2 separate regions of the Homo sapiens genome follow, and region 2 is linked to region 1. A link is a loop called in an ENCODE intact Hi-C map of the cell type or tissue named here. Cell type or tissue: Panc1. All regions are shown on one strand. Links, peaks and the distances in the headings refer to the core of each region. The heading gives the core; the rest is flanking DNA. Region 1 overlaps SEMA3E (semaphorin 3E). Region 2 has its middle 5.8 kb from the start of SEMA3E.

What was found. A loop is a pair of places that touch in the nucleus more often than their neighbours do. Peaks named below come from ENCODE experiments on the same cell type or tissue, not always from the same donor. Only the 100,000 strongest peaks of a DNase experiment are listed, where the experiment ranks them.
Region 2: a loop joins it to region 1, with 10 times the contacts of the local background. A loop is called at or near these places in 76 of 110 quality-filtered maps.

The regions. Positions count from the first base shown.
Region 1 is chr7:83,406,064-83,417,462 of GRCh38, forward strand. It overlaps SEMA3E (semaphorin 3E), which reads right to left. Exons shown (of 17, transcript NM_012431.3): 6 at 2,305-2,424; 7 at 1,034-1,176. Among named protein-coding and RNA genes, the nearest start is that of SEMA3E, 240 kb to the right of the region's middle. In Panc1, for the core only: CTCF peaks have their summits at 5,170 and 5,372; a DNase peak (open chromatin) is centred at 5,128; H3K27ac peaks cover 860 bases.
Region 2 is chr7:83,649,194-83,660,592 of GRCh38, forward strand. No RefSeq gene overlaps it. Among named protein-coding and RNA genes, the nearest start is that of SEMA3E, 5.8 kb to the left of the region's middle. In Panc1, for the core only: CTCF peaks have their summits at 6,968 and 7,193; a DNase peak (open chromatin) is centred at 6,958; H3K27ac peaks cover 240 bases.

The DNA of each region.
Region 1 (11,399 bases), core at 1,645-9,644:
GAAAACCAAAAAGGAGGTAAATAGTTACCTAAAGAATTTCGACCAACCACAGATTTCATATTATTAAACATGCAGTTGCCAAGAGTTATGACTTTTTTATTTAACTAGGAAAATTTGGCATAATTCTCAAGTAATGTCATAGGTGCAACTCCCCATAATTTGGATTTTTATTTTTTTTTAGGTTTCTTCATTCGGCCTTGTCAGTGCACTTTCACCCTGATACAGTAAATATATTTTGCAGATATTAAACAATATTAATACTGCAAACTCTCCTAAATAGAATAGTGGAGAGATACAGTAATCATGATTATTACTTTGTTCATAAATAATTTGCCTCTCTCAGGAATATAGAAACACCCATTTCTTTTCTTCCTTTAACAAAGGAAGAAAGCTTTTCAAGAAAGTTTGAAATACACACACAACACCCATACTATATATGTATATAAATATATACATACACCACACACACAATATATATATGCACACATATTTATATGTAAATTTATTTTCGAACATCTTCTTAAATGGCAAGGTAACTTTACATTTGTAATTTTATTTGATTCTCTCAATATATGTTGCTACTCCTATTGGTTTTAAATGTTCCCAAACAACCTCTCTAAATATTCAGTAAGTTACAGATGGCTTTTTTAAAAATAATTTTAACCAACCGAATTGTTCAAACATAGCTATGTATATTATTTGTACTGTGTACTAAAGGAATAAAAAAGGTTTTGATCAAATTCATTAAGAAAAATAAAGTTCAAATTTCTGCATGGGAAGAAGGACAGTCTAATCATAGACGATTTCTTCTTGGTATAGCTTCAAAAATGGGGAAAATCATGCAAAATACAAGGTCCTTTTAAGATACACCTTTCACTAGATATGAAATGTAGAGGTTGGTATAGTAAATATCAATTGTAGGCAGTCTAAAGAATACTAGAAAATATTTAAAAGTAGAAACTTACTATAAACTTAATAAAGGCCTGACCATAAATTGTGAGATAAGCAAGCATAATGAGAGAGAAAGCCTCACCACACAGAGTCGCCCGACCCTGGTGTAAATTGCGTGAGCATTGTTTTCTGCCTCCAGTGCCTTCTCAGTAAAAAAGAAATATACTTTGTTGTCATCTCTGTCTTCATTGTCAGGAATCATGTATGAACCTACAAATTTTGGTTCTATAGGAGCAAAAAATAGGAGAAAAAGTGAAATAGATATTACAACTAAATGCTAACAAGTTATTCCAATAAATTGTATATCATCTGAATCCTTAAGTTTAACTTTCACCATTTCATAAAGAAATATTTTTCTTGAATTTTTTTACCAAACATTAAAAACTATGTTGATATCTCCACTTTATTTGCATATTAACAGCCCTTTTAGAAATATTACAAGAATATTTAATTGGAAAATAAAAGAATCCAGGAGAGAAGAAGAATTTCAAACAACATGCAATGCGAACTTAAAATGCATTCAGGAAAGAGCAGATTGGGAGCACAATGAAGACAAATCTCTACAAATTTCCTCCCATTGTAGGTAAAAACTAAATGTAAGTATAAGTAACATATTAAAGTAAATAAATCTATCATAATTTATTTTTAATTCATAAATGATCTACCAGTATAGCGCATAGATCATTTTAGTTTCAAAGTAGAAAATTTATTTTACGTTTTTGGGATTGTAGTCCAAGAGATTTGAATAAATGTTCTTTGATATGGTATGTAAAATATATGAATGGTATCATCAATGACTATGCATTTTAAAGCTTAATAAAAATGTGGAAAGTAATTAAAATGCTCACCATAAAACAATATTCTAGCACCTCCATATACCAGTGTGCCAAAATATAAAACTTACTTCTTACAAAGAACTCTGTATCAATGAATGTCTAGTGACTTTCCTAGAGTTTTGTCTCTAAAGTCTAATGCAATCCTATTAAAACAAGCAAAGCAGGGCAATCAATTCATCAAAGATTATATCAATTGATAAAAGTAGACAAAACAGCTTATTGGATGATGGACTTTTCACTTTTCATACATTTGTTTTGTTTTCCTTATTCAAATACTGATTTCTAAGCATTGCTCGGAAGGTATACTGATTTTATAATTAAGCCAATCAATTTTGATAGAAAATGATGTACATATATTATATACAATATTTTAATTCAAGAATGTTGCTAGTAAAACATTCTGAAATTTGTAAAGGAATTGTATTTATATTCTTATTATTATCAAAATGGCAACATTTTCCGTAAGTTTTAGAGTTGATTTCAATCCTAATTCACATACTCTTTTCCTCATCCTTACCTTTCAACAGACGCTCATCGTCATGCTCAGTGCGGATATGGGCCAGTCGCCCCATGCTGCGGAAGATCGCAGCGTCTCTGCTCCAGTAGTCACTGTAGAGTCCAGCAAACAATTCACTACCTACACGGGAGCATCAGTAAAAAAGAAGTCAGTATTTGTTAATATGTTAACAAATTAAACACATCCAAATTTAATATGTGTATCTATAATATGTACTTTATGACATTAATACTATTGCTGTTAGGAGCATGGATGGTATAGTAAGACTCCCAGGGTTTGAGTCCAGAGTCTGTCACTTACTAGGTGTGAACTTGGGCAAGTTGCTAAGTTCCCTGTGCCTCAGTTTCCTCATTTAGAAATTAGAAAAGTAATTGCATTCAGTAAGATAGTTAAGAGCAAAGCACTTGGAAGATCAGCTGGTAAATAGTAAGACCTATATGAGTTTTTGGTAAATACCTTGGCTTCATTTATTTTCCTAGACTTCTTTTAACCTCCCTATCATCAGGGCTTTATCATTATGATTGTTATTGTGATGATTACAGGTTTTATATGTCAGTCAGCTAATTCAAATCCTTCTTGTAACAAGATACTGCTATCATGAATATGATTTTAGTGTGGGAACAACAAAGTCTAACAAAGATGATATAATCCAATCAGTTGTCATTCAATTTGTAAATTTGTGGCTCAGTCAGATAGGAAGGATATAAAAAGCGCTCAAAATTTAATCAGACAGTCAACAAAATGATTGAAGGAAGTTAGTTGCAACATGTGGTGGCAGTCACAGTCTTAAAATCAGACTGAGAAATTACATAATGTATTCAGGGTCTCAGGAAATAACCATGTGTCTTTTGAGTAAGAAAAAAGACATTAAAATAACTTAAGGGAGAGTATAACTTGAACTCCAGGAAGATCAATAGCTCTGAAGCATAGGGACTTAGAATCCTTTCCCAAAACTCACAAGAGGTAATCAGTGTGCCCATCAGTTTTACCAGAAGGATGTCCTGGCCATACCCGGCTCAGTTGTCCTGTCTGGAGCAAAAATCTCTGGCCAAGAAACAAATGATAACAGCAGATTGCTGGAAACAGCAACCTCAAAGCAAAGTGGTAAAATTGTTTTCTTAATGAGTGGCATATAACATTGGTCTAGTTCTAAAACAGATATGATTATTATATTACATAGTACTAATGCTTTTTTGTTAAGTTTGCAATGTGTATGCATACACATATTTAAAATGCTTTAAAGGTTAAGAGATTTCAAAATTAATTGTATTTCCAACTTAATATATCTAATTATGTAATTAATTTTATAATTAGGATTATTAAAGTTGCAGGTATAAGAATTTGACCAAATATATAAACAGAATTTAAAAGATATTGAATACTTTATTTATAAATTTTATTTATTAGAACTTTAAAAATTGTTTAATTATTTATGAAGGACTTTTTTCCCAAGGTAAGGTCTTTAAAGCTTTGGAAAACTTCAGAAGTGTAAGCATTTTTGTATGATTTAACATTTGAGAAAATGATCAATTAAATTATATATAAGACAAATTAAAAGGAAGTTTATTTTCAACTTGCATTAACTATTAATATTTTAAAGGTAAAGATGATTGCTTTTGTTATACCAAATTTAGAATAATATGATATAAATTAAACTCAAAGATTAAAAAAATAAGCTTTAGAAGTACTACTATAATAGTCTTTTTCATTTTAAAAAGATAAATAATTCTAATTAGTTTTTCTCTGTTCACAAAATCCTCTATGGATGCCTAAAACACTCTATGAGATACAAATAAATACAATCTATGGTTTCCAAAAAAGAATTCATTTTAAAATTATATATTCTAAATGAGAGAGGAAAAAGTAAATGTGTCAGAGTGTTAACAATTGGTGAATCAAGGTAAATGGTATACAGGTGTTAATTTTAGTTTTACTTCAAATTTCTTTGTATTTGAAAATTTTCAAGATCACAGAGTTTTTAAAAAGATATATTTGTTGAGTTCTTCTAGTATATTCAACTTACGCTAAGTGAGAGGTATGATGTAAGGAAAATAACAAAAACTAAATGACTATTTAAATCTGGACTTAACAATATATAATTTGGTAGAGAAAAGTTATGTTAGAACTCTTAAGCATATCATGTTATTTGATAATAGAAAGGGAAAAGATTAACATAATTTTTTATCAAAGTCATTTAATTAGTGCTGTCTTTCCCAGAAATTTTATGTCTATGTTTGAAGAAGTAGTATTTTGAGACCAAATGCATAAATGCATTCAGTGGTTAGGAATATGACCTGTTACCTGGAATTCAGTCTGCATTATTTGAACATGGATAAAAGAGAGTCATTAAAAGGACTTTGGAATCATCAACTCTATGGCATAAACAACCAAGTTGACACTTAAAAAAATTGACTATTAACACATGAGTGAGGATTTCTCTGAAATATTTTTGTTTTTAATTATTATAGTTGAGTTATGTTTACCACACCAAATATAAAGACCAGCTTGTTAAATGGTTGAAAATATAATTTATTTCGCTACTGTGGGCTGGTCTGAATCTTTAATGTATAATGGGAATGAAGATTAGATTTCTTTAAAATCATGAGTTTTCTATTCTTTACATTTTTAATATTTGATTTTATATCTTAAAGTATTTTAGACTTTGATAATTGAAAATATTTTTATGGGAAAATAATATTTATATTAGTACACTTCGATTTTAATGGATTTATCCTAATTTGGAACATTGTTTCAAAATTATCGTTTTAACCAATGCTATAAAATTAACAAACAAGTATTCCTTGGAGCCACTAGGTGGCAGCCCTATGATGCTAGATAATACCATATTCAGAGACAATTCTCTGCACAAGAGAAAAAATAATGTATTCTCAATGTTACCCAGTTTCCCATTTTGCACTCAGGACAGAGAAAATTGTGAGCAATTCCCATAACACAATATGAACTGTATGACTTGAATTTCAAAGACACTATATAGGTGCTAAAAACTGTAAGCAACGTAAATAGAAACAAATGTGTTTCTGTTGGAAATGTTAGGTTTTCCTCAGAAGGGAGAGATATTCCTTTCATATCTTCATATCAATGCAAATTTAAAAAAATTCATAGTAATTGATAATAATTATGTTTAGCAAAATACTTTCCTAAGAAAATTAGAAAAGAAAGACAACACATTAGTGAAAAATAAATAATAATATTAATAAAACCTTAGGTAAAATAATACCTAATAGTAATTAAGTAAGCAAAAATACTGGGCATTATTAAAATTTTTAATACAATTTGTAGGAAATACATAGTCTCTAATTAAATTTATTATAACTATTTGGTATCAGAAAAGTTGTGAATCAATACATTGATCTTTTACAGAATGCAAAAATAACATCTAGATAAATCATATTTTCATGGATTAAAATAGGAAAACATTTTATAAAAAGATTAAAATACCTTTTAGGGCTTCAGTTATAACAGAAGAACTATCTAAGGATTTAGTTTTCTATGTCTATGGAGATGGGCGAGTTTAACAACTTCTCACACTCAACAATAGTCTTTATATAGAGAAGAAAGAATAGTAGAAATAGTTCTGCAGTGGAAATCTGGCAAGCCAAGTCTCTAGCTCAAAATCTGCTGTTTGACCACCACAAACTGCTCAAAATCTCAAGGTCTCAGTTATCTGCAGAATCAAAGAGACTGCCATGTAATTCTCGGAAACTGCCAAGCTTTTATGTTCTCTCTGCTCTTTGGCCTAGAATTCCACACCTCTCTTCTCACTTCACCTTCCTTTTGCCTGGTTATTGTCCGCTTTTTCCATGACACCTTGTCTGGCCAAACTTTTTTAGTGTAGTGGTTCCTAGTGCCACTGTAGCTCTGGTACCTATTTCTATCCTACTGCTCATCCAACTATATTTTTATTGACTCCTTGTGTGTTTGAAATGATGCCTCATTAATGTCTGAAATACAAAAAATGCTCAATAAATATCTGTTGAATCAAAGAATGGCTTAATGAGTTCATAATTAAATATATCAGAAGTTCCTTTCAGGGTTTAAAAAAGGTTATGAAAGGCTGTGAAGTGTCAACAATCAGGGCCAGGTGCAGTGATTCTCGCCTGTAATCCCAGCACTTTGTGCAGCCCAGGCCGGAGGATCGCTTGAGTTCAGATGTTCAAGATCAGCCTGGGCAACATAAAGAGACCCCCATCTCTACAAATAATAATAATAATGATAAATAATAAAGTAGCTGGGCATGGGGGCCTACACCTGTGGTCCCAGCTACTCAGGAGGCTGAGGTGGGAGAATCTCTTGAGCCAGGCAGGTAGAGGCTGCAGTGAACTATGATTGTGCTACTGCACTCCAGCCGAGCCAGACCCTGCCTAAAAAAAGATAAAAAAAAAAAAAAAAACACACAGGATAAGATCTTAACTTTTAAAAACTGTTTCAGAGAGAAAATATCAAACGAAAGAAAAGGCTATTGGGAATTTACGTGGATAACAAATTTGAATTTTTGTTCCTTGAGGGCCTTACGTTATTAATTTTAATAGATTAAAACAGGAACTCTATTTTTTTCAAAAATTGATCCCCAAGAATTTCAGCCCAAAGGACATTATATTGTGATTAAAAGAGTGTGTCAACACTAAATTGCTTATGTGAAAGAAAATAAGACAATCATTTGACTCTTTGAAATAGATAAAAACACATTCTTTATATTAATTCTAAAATGTGTAACTAAAATACTTTTCTATATAACTCCTTTTTTTTACAATGTGAACTCTAGTTGAAGTTTTAATTAAATCCATTGCATTGCCTTAATATTTTATGGAACGTATCAAGAGTTTTGTTCATGGACTATATATTATCTGAGTTTTTATTTACCATGTTGGATTTTAATTGTATAACAAGAAAAATTCACAGTAGTGTTTCATGACCTTCTTATCTTGTTAAGTTTTACTCAAGCATTGCTTCTGTTTATGTTATAAATGTATGTTATGCAAATCTAAATAATGTGAAACATATTTGCCTCATGGAACAGCATATGGCTAAAGACTGATTTAGCTGCCTCACTTTATAACTGAATTTTATAATTTTGTTAGAACATTATTCTATTGTGGATGGACTGTTTTGCAGAATCACTATGACATGCATAGCTACAAAGAGAAACAAAATGCACTTGGGAGGATGAGGATGGATGAAAATGACTCACATATTTCAACATCCCGGTTCACACTCACATTCTGCTTAGGATGCTGAAAGAAACCAGGAAGAATGTGAGATTCTGAATGTGTGATTTTATTAGGCATTTAGCTGTTGTTTGGGCTTTCGGTTTATTTTGGTTTGGGAAGATGATTAGCACTAGCTCTCAATGTTAAGAAGGTGGTTTTGAGGCATGAAGGAACAATAAAAATATCTTTTGAATCTGTTTATTTGTGTGTGCCAGCACCCATGGCTGTACTCTTGAGTTTTCTTGGTGGCAAACCAATGATATTGATACCATGAGGGTTAAAACAGATTCTCAAAGGAGAGAATATAAGTGGGGAATTGAAGAGTGGGGCTTTTTTCTTAGTCCTTTACCTCTTTTCGTTGTGACGGAACCATAAGTAAAGTATTCAAATAGCTCCTCAGAGACTAGCAGTCATGGCCAGAAGCTACAATAAGCATGTGGATAATGGGCATTCTGCCAAGTGAGAGAGAGAGCGAGCAGCAGCATTGGATAAGAAATTATAGATATTCTTTAGGGACAGGAAAGTGGTAAGGGAATAACCTGAAGTCTATGTTTCTATATAGTTGAGGTGAATTCAAAACACGAGGCAACACATTTGCTTATTATGTTTGTAGAACTTACCATTATAAAGACAAATATTCTAACTTCATTTATAATTTTTTCATTTATTTTTCTAATAAATGACCTTACTTTGTGCCAGTTTATTCCCTGAATGCAAATATAGTTAATTAAAAATAAACAATTATTTATTTAAAATGTTTTAATATTATTAACAACTTGAAACAATAACTTAAATTTTCTCTGCATGCATTCTAACTCCCATTCATTCAATTGACATTGACTTTTAATTTACAAAATTCATAATAAGGATATATATTCACAAAGGTATTATTATTATGGATAAAAGCTCAGTCAGGAAGAGGATTTCAGTGGCTGTAAACTTTGTAGTTTTATTTGCTGAAAAAAGTAATAGAAAAAAAGTGTAGGAAAAATTCATGGACTATAAAATGTCTTATTAGTGATTATTTGTTAAAATAAAATTCATGGACTATAAAATATCTTATTAGTGATTATTTGTTAAAATAAAATTTAGTGTGCATTTACTTTGAAAAGCATCCCTAAAAATACTCCAACAACAAAGTTAATCCTTTCAAAGCAAAGTTTCAAAAGGTACATGACAAATCAGGGTGTTTTTTTCCCCAAACTCTAGCTACATGTGTCTTATCATACCTTAGGCATTTCAGTAATGGTAGGATTAAATTATACCTGGAATTGGTAATACAACTATGGGTCAGAATAAAATTTAAAAATAAAAATGGCTATAGAATTAAAAGGAGAAACTATGGGGGACTGTAACGTTACTGAAGATATTATCAACTTAATTAGAATATTGCAATAGTATGTCAAATATAACTGATAAAAAGAGTCAGCAAAAATATTTGCTTCTTGGCCAAAATGACACATGACATAAAGAACACTGTTTCCTGGATTTTTATTTGGCCACTTACCAAACTTAATAATTTAGTAGCAAGATAATTACTAAGTATATTTGGATGATTTGAAAGGCATGGATACGCAATGCAGCAATTCATTATACTGAAAAATTTATTGTTTCAACAAGCTGCTTTTAAAATCAAGTTGTAATGCCTTGTCTTCCTCAGACAGTTACTTAAAACCACTTCAAATACAGTAGGAGTAATCACACTGGAGGAAAACTTGGCCAAACATGCAGAAATATGGCACCTGAGATATGAGCTGATATGCTACCAATATAAATTGTGTTACTACAAAGACGCATTGGAAGAGCAAGCCTATTTAATATATGATTTCATTTTGATTAGTTTCTGAATATATATGACATAGTTCAGTTAGAAGCTTGTTTTTACTCCTTAAATCCTTTGTCGCATAGAATTATTACAAGCTATCAAGTTTTCATTTCTAAGTTAGATTATAAATGAAATAAAAATGTGCTTTATAACTTGTCTTTCATCTATCAAATAAGCTTTAATATTTATTCAATTTTTTATTAACCTCTTCTTCGTATGAACTTAAGTCAACTGAATTTAAGTTAACTGAATTAAAATTGTATCTAAAATTAGGAAATTACATAGAAAATTCTCTAATTTGCAAGCACCATTTTTTTTTAGGTCAAGCAGCTTTATGAGTATGCTACCAGTTTCAGTGTTTTATCATTAAATTTGTCTTCATGTGAACAGACATTAAACATTGTGTGACATATAATTAACCATGAAACTAAGAAGTAGCAATAATCTAACGATAGTCATCTTTTTGCTGGAGGCTTGTCTTAACCCATCAGCAGAGAACATGTGTGGTCACAAAATACCCATTAATACATTCTTTCACAGTCAGAGTAAGTTCTACCGAGCTTGCCAAATTCCAACTCAGGTAGCTTCATTTTTCCAGCCCACATTCCTGCTGCTTTTTCAATTGGGTGAATTATTTTCACTTCCTCTCTTTTAAAGAGTTTCTGGCTCACATAGGTTATCAGGTTTCCATCCAGTGGCTGCTGCATTTCCACAGTGAGTGAATGATCTCTCCAAGGTACTTTGGGATGAAAGTGAGTGGATAAATGTGAAGAATTATATTTTTATTTCTTCTCTTTGGAGGGATTATTCTATAACTTTTGTGTTTAGCTTGGAGGGCTCCTTTGATTTGATTTCTCTTCGAAATAAGCGAAACAGCCACCCAGATGGCAAGCACTTCAGATTTCAGCATAGTGTAATTTGATTTGGAGGTTCAATGAAACTCACTTAGAAATGTCCCTCCAGTAATATTTCCCCTCTTAGAAATTTAACTTTTAAATTCTTGGCTTCATGCAGAAACAAACTCCTAGGGAGGCTGAGTAGTGAGTGGCAAGGTGGTCATAGAAATTATTATTAACTCTTTAAATGAAATGTTAAAAAATAATTTGCCTTCTAATATTCTCAGGATTTCACTATAGAAGCAGCATATACTGTGTAATTTTTAATTTCCAATTCCCTTTTTATGATTCTTATGAATAATATTCCAAAATTAATTTTGCATTTGTTTAGGAACCTCAGTAAGAATTACATTTAGTATTTATAGGAGACTTAGTCTTTGCAAGATACTATATGGCACAAGAAAGATAAGAAAGTCTCTTTTTTTCAAACATATTAAAATCTTTATGAAGAAAAATTCACTAACAACTTCAGAAAAAGATGGTGTGAGACTATGAGATACATAAATTTTAATGTATATTCTGTCAGTTGCATTGGAATTTCTTGCATTTATGGACCTGGCATCCCCCAAAAGTGTTATTCCTAAGGTTTTGATTTTACCAAGTCTAACCTGACTTAGGCAACCCTTTTCTCATATTTAAAGTCTTCCTTTTTTTAATACTCTGTTTATACACACACACACACACACACACACACACACAGGGAGAGAGAGAGAGAGAGAGAATTGGTAGAGAAACTCAAAATATTTCAAATTAATATTTTCTCTTTAATATTTATTTTTCTCAAATATTGTACCTCTTTATTCAAGCCCCTGAAGAACTTAATTACTATATAATTCTCATTTTATAGCCTTGTCCAATTATGAAGCTGAAGTAAATCAAACTTTTCCCATTAATTAGAGTTAACATGAGGTGTTTGCTCTATAAATACATAGGTTTTAAAAAGCTTTACTTTTTTACACCTGAGAACCAGATGTAGGGAATAGAATGCAAGACCCATCAAAATAAACTGACTTGAATATGTTTAGGGAACACAGATTCTCAAGAATATGCAGTAGCATCTGTATCAACTCTAAATCAAGTATAATATGGTTTAATCATCAGGAGAGAGTTTTAAGTTTTAATCGTTTATTTAGAATGTGAAGTCTC
Region 2 (11,399 bases), core at 2,120-10,119, 240 kb after region 1:
CATCCTCCCTCCCAGTCATAACCAGCCCCACGTTACTCAGCAGCAGGAGAGAAGTCCACATTTTGATGGGGGAAATGGGGAGTTCGGGAGGGGTGATGACATAGACTGATTATTTAAGAATAGGTGACAGACAAGGATGTGGCATCAGAAAGCGCTTTTAAATTCTTACCAAGATAAATTGACCTAAGTTGAATAAATCCAACTTCTTTTGAAAATAATCTATTTGTAACCATCCAGAATCCAAATTCTGTTTTTCACTGTTGCCATAAGGTTTTTTTCAAAATTAAGTCTTTTTCTATTGCTTATATCTTAGGGATGTTATTTTTAAACTCTTTTAAGAAAAGTGTGTTTCAAGAGCCTGAAAAAAAAAAGTTCATCTGTGACTGTCTCATAAATTTGATAGAAATGATAAATTATTTACTTAAGCAAATTGGTCAAATGAAATTAAAGGCAAATCCTTTGTCCTAAAGCAATTCCTAAATTTTACTTCAAATTTAGGAATGTTGAAGTAATTTCCCCCAGGTAAGGTAACTGGCAAAGTTGAGATTCACCACCCAAGGGATTTCTATAAAGCAGGTATTAGAAAACTTAGGATGTGCAATACCTTAGGATTCAACTGCTATGGACTTCCAGAGTTGATTTTCCAAGGCACTGTGTTTGTGTAAATAAGCTTAACACAATAGGTCAACTTTACAATCTACCTTCAATCAATCTCAAAAACTAAGCCAAACACTCAGGAGCTGTTGGCATGGAAATGAATGGTATTATGTTAAGATACCAATAAACTTGAATAGATATTTGATTTGATAGTGGAGAGTTAAATGGTAAACACTGATCTCAACTATGATAACTTTTTCTTATTCTGTATTTTAAATGCTAATAGTTAAAAACTTTTTGAGAATTATGTTTTAAAATCACGAAACTATAACAAAAAGATAACATGTGTCACCCTGATATTTTTGCATTATATAGAAGCATATGTACAGCCAGGCATTCTCTACCCATTTTTCTAATCATGAGATGTTCTTGTACAAGCAGAGTATATTTAGCAAAATGTAAATGTCACTGGACATTATAAATAATTAGATTTCCAAGGTCTACAAAAGATAGCAAACTCTAAACATTATTTAACAGTAAAATGACATGAAGTTATTTAGAGACTTTTAACCTGGAATGCTTGCATATTTTAAAAGCCAGTCTGATGAGCTACAGACCTAAAGGTTGCTCTAAATGTGATACATTGTACCTTCAAAATTCTCTTTTGCTTTCTTCTAGGATGGAAACAAATGACAAAATAAATAGCAGCTCTTATATGTGTTATCTAATAGTAGGATTATAGGAAAAGTAAATGTGGTGCCTACACCTTTTATTGCAAATTCATGGCTACTCTCACATAGCTGAAATTCTACTTAAGATTGCATAGTGCCTGTCCTAACTCTACTATAGAACTGAGACAATGTGAGACATTACAATCATTTCATTAGTACACAAAATATGCACCTCTAAAGTGTTGACAAGAGAATATATGTTATGAATGCCAAGATCTGTCTTTGGTTTTACATCTCATCCTTCAGATTAAGTTGGAGCAATTTAGAAGTAAATGCCAGAATAATGGGTTGTTTAGATTCCTCAAAATGTGCTTTGGCTTATCTGCCAGTTGTCAATGTCCTTACTTATTTCTTTTAACTACTCTTTATGTCCTTTTACCTTTATCTTTATCCTATAGAAAATATATAGATGATGCCAAAAAATGACTGTTAAGAAAACTATCTATAGTCTCAGTTTCCCCTATGTGGCATTAGCAATGGAATAAAGAGTCTTTGGGACCAAATTAGTCACTTACATCATAAAATAAAACAAGAAGAATCCTCAGAAGTAGAGTCATCAAATAGCTCATCATCTAAACAAGACTTTTTTTGAGAATAAAAGAGGCTTCTATTCATAATTACACACAAATCAATAATACTATAGACAAATCACAACATCAAAATCTGAATCCTTGGGAGCCATTTCTAGATACTCTTGGGAAACATGGAAATAGAAAATTAAAAACAATAACAACAACTGACTCACCACCAACAGTAAGGGAAGAGCTTTAGTGGACTGAAAAACTTTGGAGTTACCAACAATATCAGGTGATGTTACTGTATTTGATTTGAGAGGATCCAGGCTAGCAGTTTGAACAATATCAGACAACAAGGAAAACCAGGGGAGAAGATAAATGCCAATTAGAAAGGAATTGATTGCCAGGTCAAGGGTTTTATTCCAAAATCTCTCATTCTTGCTAGTCTTACATCATTGTATGAAGAGCAATCTCAGTCTGGTAGAAAAAGGAGAAAAATAAAAAAAGAAAATTGGGTACTCATCAGGAGCTGCAGTCTCCCCCATGATGGGTTCCATCACTGGTTCTCCAATTTCAACAGCAGAAAATCAACTAGCTTCTACAACAAGCCCTCCCAGGAGGCAATCCCATACTATCTGCTGTTGAATCAACCTCAGGTACTTGTTGAAGAACAGCTTGCTATGCCCCACCTCATGTTCCCAGTTTGCCTGAAATTTTACGTTCTAAGATTTGTGTTTGACAGATGTTCCTTTAGGGCAGTGTTACCAAAACATTAGGCATCTGTTTACCACATTCACCATTTTTAGTATAACACATAGTATCTGCAATTAAACTTAAATTAATATAAAATGAAACCATTACCTCATAGGCTTCATGTCCTACTTGTATTTTTCAAATACATGCAAAAACCAAACAGTCGTAAAAGTTTGTTTCTACATGACTTAAAATTATCTTGCATACTGTGGGAGACAGTACCTATCAATATTCCTTCAATATCGTATCATCAATATTCATTCCTGGGTATATGGGAGACTATACTTTCCAGCTCCTTGGCAGTCATGTGAATTCACTTGACTAATTCTAGCCAAGGAAATATGAGCAGAAGTGATATGTATCACATCTGGGCTGAGGCAGTGAAATATTCCTAAGAAATCATTTGGTCTTTCTGAAGCCCTTTCTGTGGCAAAAGAGGAGAACTTACCTTGAAATGGTGGCAGGATGAAATTGAATCATCTTACATTACTGAATCACCACTGGAGACAGCTACCCTAGAAAGTTACTCAGACTCACAAGAGACTTTGTATGAATGGGAGGAAACATGTTATGTTAAGCTACTTAGTTTATTTGTTACCACAGCAGAGCGTAGCCTCTCCTGACTAAATGCACACACTGTACCTACTGTGCTTCAGGGAACATGCTTTTGGACAAACTTAGAGCATTAACAAGTTGCTGATGGGGTATTACGGTGTATTCCATTCTATGTGCCACTAAAACTTACTTCAGCAGAAGTTATTCATACAGACAGGCAGAGATGTGGATACTTGAGGGCCAAGTAAGAGGTAAAGTAATTCCCTGTGCCACTTGTAGAATGGGGTGGAATATGCCTTTAGCTTTTCCAGTTGAACATTTACACAAAAATGATGACATATACATTATTTATAGGTGGACAACATTACACAGTACTACATCTGAAGAACATTATGATTAAAAGCATTAAAAAAAACCAAACTATCAAAATAGCAATAATAATTACCCTTTTTATAACTAAACACAGAAATACATAAATTTTATAAATATATAAGGGCTTAAAATACTTAGATAACATAACTTCTCTGTGGTAGTTATGGCATTTCAGCTTCACTAATCTCTCTTCTATTCCTGCTAGCCCTGCTATCCCAATGACCTCCAGTCTGGAGCACCTCAAATGTCCCACCAATAAGACCTGCTGTTGCTGCTGCTGCCGCCATTGCTGCTTCCGGGTTTTACAGTTCAGGACTGCTAATGCTTTTATTGGTCATTCTATTCAGATGCCTTATATCACAGAATTTGTAAAGGATCTAGAGTCTGGATTGACTGTTTCCCACATTCAGTGATTCAGGCAGATAAGGACAGATAACTACATCACTCCTGATTTGTATGCTGCTAAGCGTAGTCCCGGAGAATGGCATTCCATCAATTAGTACCATATACGATCCAATCATTCACCAATCATTCACCCGCCTGAAAGAGGTTTGGCTAATGTTATTTTGATGTTATCATTTGGATGGCTGACAATCCAATAAGTTGGCCTAGTATTTTTCCATTTTTGACCAGCTATTCTAAAAAGCAAAAAAGACTCATAAAATTTTAATGAAATTGCTCTCATAAAATTTTAAAATTCTTTGTTTCCAAATTATACTAGGTTTATTCTCATTTTCTTTTAGGTCTTTAATAATAAAGAAAAGCAGAATAAGCATTTGGAGCCAATATAAGCTTTAATGAACTTTAATCAAAGAGCAGTCATGATTTGCATGCCTTTTCATGGCAAAATGAAATGATTAATTCTGAAAATTCTATAATATACAGGCCCTGGGAGGTTTTCCTATACTCTTCCTTATAGGTTATAGAGAATTCCTTAAAGAGACAGAACTCCAATCAGTTGCTTTAAAAAATCTAACATTCTATTAAAAAAAAAAATCTGACATTCTGAAAAAACACTTCTATAATATGTTATAATTGATGGGTTTCTATGTCTTTTGTTATACATATTTGTGAGTTACTGGTGGCACCAGTGGTGAATTGGTTATAATATGTTACTATTAATCTCAATATCTAGCACTATACTCCAAACTGATTCCACTTTAAAATGAATAAAAATAATGATTACTGTTAACTTTTTGTTTTCTATATGCTAGGCAGCATGCAAGGCATATTCATATAAAATCCAATTAAACCTAGAAAATCACTCGATGCAATAGGTACCATTTTTATTGTCACTTACACAAAACAGAATGTAGGACACAGATGTCAGTAACTTAGTTAGTTGGTTAACTGCTTAGTTAGTAACTTGCCTGAAGAGAAACACCAGTAAGCAGCATAATCGCCATTTTAAACCCAGACACCAGGGTCCATGTTCCAAACATTCCAATTTTTTTAAGAGAATATGATTTAGGAAAGACTTCATAATAGTTATCCAAATACTATACTAGCAGGAACCTATCTTTAATAAATGTTAATAATGAACTATATATAGTTTTAAAATAAAAACCTTTCAAAGCAGTTGGTGCTTCAAAAATCAGTGTCTGTGATTGAACTCGGCAAATAAAGTCCTATATTCCAGGTTGTGTCAGATGGCAGAACATACTCTCTGAGATTTCCAGCTGCACACATATTAGTGATTTGGTTAGTTAATTGAATACCGACCCTTGTAGGCTGTTGGGTTTTGGCTAGTCTTTTAGGCTCGGCAAACACGAATAACAGGATGGCTAAATAACGTAGGCAAAATTATTGAAGAACAAATTCCTAAGGGAACTAAGAAATGTTTTAAGAAAAATTGTCAGCTAATAATGGTTATTCTTATTTCTGGAAATATATATACATAGATAAATACGTAAAGAAATGCACAGAGAGAAAGACAGATATTTCTGGTTATGGTCACAAAAGAAGAAAGAAGTTTCCAAGAAAGGGTTTAAGGGTAATAAATCATTTACACATAGTTACTGATGTTTAGATTATTTTGTCCAAAAGATTCCAACATTTTCAAACAATGTTACCACTAATGTACCTAAACTAAAGACAACATTTTATACTCTGTCCACTTAAGAAATTGACTCACTATGAAACCAATAATAAATGCCATAAACTTCAGTAAAGAAGTTATCCACTGATTTCTTTAATCTTATTCTAGACTTTAATACTGCCCATATTTTTTTTTCTTCCTGGCAATAAGTGATCTAATTGTTTGACAAGCAGTTTCTGAGTTGTATACCTGAAAAAAAAAAAAAAAAAGGATGGAGGGAGGCAGAAAAAAAGAGGAGAAAGAAGAAAGGGAGGGAGGAATGTAAATCATAATTCAGGGTAATATATTTTTAATTTTCCTCTTTTCTTTCCAAGTCTTGAGTCCTCTTTCACATGCTCTGTAATCTCCATTATTTTTCAACTGCCCCTGTTAATGCCATAACCAAACCAGTTGGTATTGTGTGATTTATTCAATAAATATTTATTGAGTTTGTATTATTTGCAAGGCAATCTACACGGGCGTAAGATAACTTAGATACCAAACAGTCTCTTCTTGTTAATTATTTGGAGCACTTCTTTAGTTGTTCAGATTCTCTTGATAGAGGATGAAGTTTCAATTGTTAGCATAAAGTGAAGAAAACAATTATATTCCATCACAAAAGAAGAGGAAGGATTTAGATAAAACCAATGCAATTATCCATTAGTCAGTTGTCAAGAAACTGAGCAAAATGGCCTAATATTGTGTAATATTTTATAGTATTTTCAACTGTCAGACAATTGGCAGAGAGATGTAAAATTTTACACATCACATAAAACTGACAAACTCAATGAATATACCTGTTTTACATTAAAATAAAGAGAAACATACATTAACTTTAAATTTGTGAAGAATATGACTGAAAATAGGAATATTCAAAATAAATTATATTTTGGCTTTGAAAGTGAATTTTATAGTTCAAAGGAATCACAATGAACATGGAGAAAACCTGGCAGAAGGCTTTTGAAGCCTCTTCTCCCCACCCTCCACCACCCCATAAGTACTGCCTCTTCTTAACATCATTCCAAATAGCCATCCATGGAAGAGACAATACATGGAAAAAAGAATGTGATGTTGGTGAGATCCCAAAGATGGAATAAGAAATCTAAAATTGTTATTTTTGCCACCTTTTATTCAGCTTTACTATAATGTATACAAATGATTTGGCAAATCATTTTGTACACGAACCAGATGATTATTGTATATGAGCCAGATTTTACATAAGGAAGGATTTCAGGTGCAGTGCCTTTTTATTTGAATCTGTTGTTTTATTATTGGGTTTATTTTTGATGGGCGGTATAAGTGGTTATTTTGCATTACTAGGTAGTTCTGGCTTTTCATGTTCCAGTGCATAACACTAGCACCATGTGGAGGCCAGGACTGGTACTACATGTTTTCAGTTGTCAAGGAAATATAGTTACAAACCTATTTGTGCTCACAATTTGTTTCTTAAAACAAAAATAAGAATTTGCTTTATTAAATGATAATGTGACACTTTATGTTCTGAAAATAGCTAGTTTTCAAGAATGGGTCTTGCTAGTTAAGGGGGAAAATTTTTAAGTGTTAACAGTAAGAATTCTGTTCAGGAAATACTGCTTAATAAATGGCTCAGACTGTTTAAAAGATGACCATAAATATACCAGAAACAAAGGTGATAGACAAATATGTTTTGTGAAAATGTGTTGATTAAAATCTAGCAAACTCAGTTAAATTTTATAATTTAGAAAACTCTAAATTAAATCAGTCCTGATTTTTAACTATCATGTCTCATACTTAAAGCATCTTTACTGTTACTGTTACGATGAGACAATGATATAATTCCTGCAGGTCCTCTTTGTATAATCACATGTTTATAGTAAGCAATAAATAATGCAAAAATATGAACAAAAAATATAAACTGCTGTAACCTCTAACCTCATTCCTCTTGATTGCCAAAAACTAAAAACAAAATAAAACAACATCTTTCCCTTGAGATCTAAATAGAAAAAATATTTTCAACCTAGAATTTCACTTTGTATTATATAGGACTAAGAAATTATCATGTTTCCAAAGAGAAATTAGTGTATGCATGTAGAGCTATGCCTAAAATTAATTCCAGGAGAATTTCAATGCATTGTTTAATGATCTCAAGGTAGATCACTAATCATTGTTGAGAAAAGTTATAAAAATGGAATTTCAATTAAAACTCTACTGTAAGAAATTTTAATAACTAAGTAAGAAAAGCGAACTAGTATATCATGTTTGTACAATAAAATTGATAAGAGTTATGCAGGGCTAAAATGCAAGAAACAATAATATGTTTTACAAATAAGGGTGAAAATCAAGTTAAAGATTTCCTGAGTGATACAAGTTTTAAATAAGAGTCTACCTTGCCAGTTATTTTCAATGAAGTAAGCTTTACAGTATTAAAATCATGACATATTATTTATTTCCAATGACAGGATAAAAATTTATGGAAATTCATTTAAATTCCCAGAATGCGCTATTTCCTACAGTTTTTCAACTATAACGATATTAACATTGACATTTGATGAAAATCATTCAAGTATAAATTTCCCCATTCTGAATAAGCAATCAAGTTAGTTAAATATTCCTTCTAGAATTTTTCATTTTTTTTCCATTATTCAGTATACAATTTCTTCATATCTTTCCCACATAATCAAATGATTCCTCTTTATTGAATAATTCCCAAACAGCATAGAAAAAATGTAGTTTCCCATCATAAAAATAAATCTCCCCCTAATCTCACTTATCCTCCAGTGAAAGATTCATTTCTGGTTCCAACTTATAGTTAATTTCTTCAAAATACTGTCTATACTCTGTCTTCATTTGTTCACCTCTCATTTTCTCCTGAATCTACTCTATCATTTAGAATTTTGTTTGGTTGCAGGTGGTAGAAAACCCAAACAACAGTGATTTAAATATGACAAATTTGACTTCTCCTTCTTGTAAACACAGTCCTGGGGTAAGTCCAAGGCTGGTGTGCCAGAGTAAGGATCATTACCGACATGAACACTTTCTATCTTGTAGTTGTTTTTCCATCTTCAAAAGGTAGTCTCCATCGCATAGTCCAAACTCTAGCCATCACATCCTTTTTGTGGGCAACAATAATTAAGAATTAATAAAGAAGGGTATAACTATGGCTTGAATGTCCCCTGCTATACTCATGTTGAAATTTAATTGCCATTATGACCGTATTAAAAGGTGGGACCTTTAAGAGGTTACTAGGTCCTGAAGGCTCTGCCTTTATGATGGATTAATGCTATTGTCTTGAGAGTGGGCTCCTGATGAAAGGATGAGGTCAGCCAGCTTTCTTCTCTGTCTTGCTGTCAAACATGTGCACCTCCTCACCATGGATGCCTCCCCCCATGTTATGAGGCAGCAAAAAAAACCCTCACCAGATGTGGCCTCTCAAACTCAACTTTCCTGCCTCCAGAACCATGAGCCAAATAAGCTATTATTAATTAATTAACCAGTCTGTGGTTTGCTATTATAGCAGCGAAAAAAGGACTAAGAGAGTTTTGCCTTCTGCTTTTAAAGACACTTCATAGAAGCCCCCGTGTTCCTGACCTCTAAATTTTTGAGTGCCACAGGATTTAGACCTATGACTTCATCTGTTCTCCATCCATACTCACCCAATATAGCAAATTTGCAATGTGTCAACTTGGCTAAACTGAACCACCTTTCCTAGAGTTCCCTTTTGTGTTTATTTCCAATTTGGCTGAGTCAAAAAGGAGATTCTTGGGAGAATTGAAGGGTGGAAAACAAACAACAGTCATTTTTGTAAAACACACTGGTTGCTTACACGTTGGTTTCAGTGGCAGCTTTCCGGCCTGCCACTGCTACACCTTCCAAGGAACCTCCTTCAGCGTCTCTGTCTCCTAGACCAGGCGTGTGTCTTTAACTCCATGACTAAGGGCTCCAGCTTCTGCAGGACACCCACATCACCAAAATCAGAGGCGACAAGACCTGATACTGGTTTTCGTCTGTCTTCATTGGGTTCTTATTCATTGTTCATGCATGGAGGTTTTAGCTTGTTCTTTCTCTCTTTCGTTTTGTAAGCTTCTTTTCTGACTACCCACCCTCTGTACAACAAGCTGTATTGTTAGGCAGGAACATAACTACCTTATAATGACTTATTAATCAGCTTCCAAAAATGTATAATTTGAAATCCTTATGACAAATCCATATTTATCTTCTAGGGAAACTGCTTCTTCTATTGAACCCTGACTAGTACACCCTCTAGAAATCTTATCCAAGACCATGGTTTTTCGTAACATCAAAGTGCTGAGGATCCCAAATTTATACAAATAAACTCAACCATTCAACCCTTTCCACTAAATTACAGATTTTATATCCACTTGCCTTCCAGATATCTCCACTTGCATGTTTAATAAGCATCTGTACCTTAATATGTTCTGGTTTCTAACCTGCCCTTTATTCCCTCCATCTATAAACCTACTTCCACCCTCTAAATAAATGAACACATCTAGGTCCCTTCCCACAAATGCTCTTCTGCTCCATGTCAATTAGGATAAAAATAAAATCCTTATAGTTGTCTAGGAAGTCTTTCTTGATGCGGACTCCTACTATATCTTTGACCTTATCTATCATTTTCTTTCTCCCTCACCCCATTCAAGACACATTGAGTCCCTTGATAATTCTCAACCTAGGTAAGCGTTCTCCCACTTCAGGGCCTTTGTGCATGCTGTTTTCTCTGGCTAGAAAGCTCATCCCTCAGAAATACATGTTTTACTCGTAGTAACTCTAAATTTTTATTGGAAGTCAAAAAGTTAAGAAAGTACAATTACTAAGAAAATAAATGCTGAATATAATTAATTGTAATGTATAATGCTAAACACTAATTTCAACTATCTACAAGTATCTGTAATAATGATTTTAGCTGGAAAGAATTTTTTAAACCAATATTTAGAGTAAAAGAGCATATGTTGAATCCTGGTTTAATACTATGTGGCTCAGTGATGCCCATGATCAAAATATTTAACTTTTTCTGAGCATTATTTTCTATCACCTGTATCATAGATGTAGTAATACTAACTTAAGTAGAATACATATTTTGAAACCCATATGATTATACTCAAACTTTTTATATACAAATATTTCTATATTTTTATATGTTCTTCATGTTAATGTTAGCATATTCAAATATTTAAATAGGTTTTCCTGTTTCAATTTTTGGGTTATGAAAAGGTCTGCATGAAAGTTTATAAATATGTTAGTTATTTTATTTGTACCATTTGAACAGTGGGTTATTTTTTTTTCCTTAAAAACTACTTCCTGGCTGGGCACAGTGGCTCATGCCTGTAATCCCAGGACTTTGGGAGGCTGAGGCGGGCAGATCACAAGGTCAACAGATCGAGATCATCCTGGCCAACATGGTGAAACCCCGTCTCTACTAAAAATACAAAAATTAGCTGGGCATGGTGGTGTGCGCCTGTAGTCTCAGCTACTCAGGAGGCTGAGGTAGGAGAATCACTTGAACCCGAGAGGTGGAGGTTGCAGTGAATGGAGATCGTGCCACTGCACTCCAGCCTGGCAACAGAGCGAGACTCCGAAAAAAAAAGAAAAAAAAAAACAAACCTGCCTCCTGTAGGTACTTATGACAATAACATAAAAAGCATAATTGATTTTTCAGGATTGAAATAGCTTAGCTCTTGTATTATTCCTAATGTTTCATATTTTCAAAAGCATTGCTGTAAATACAGAATGTCTCCTGTGTACTGCTGAAGAGATGTAAGTAGCAACCTAATACCTCTTTATTCTCATTAATGAAATGAACGA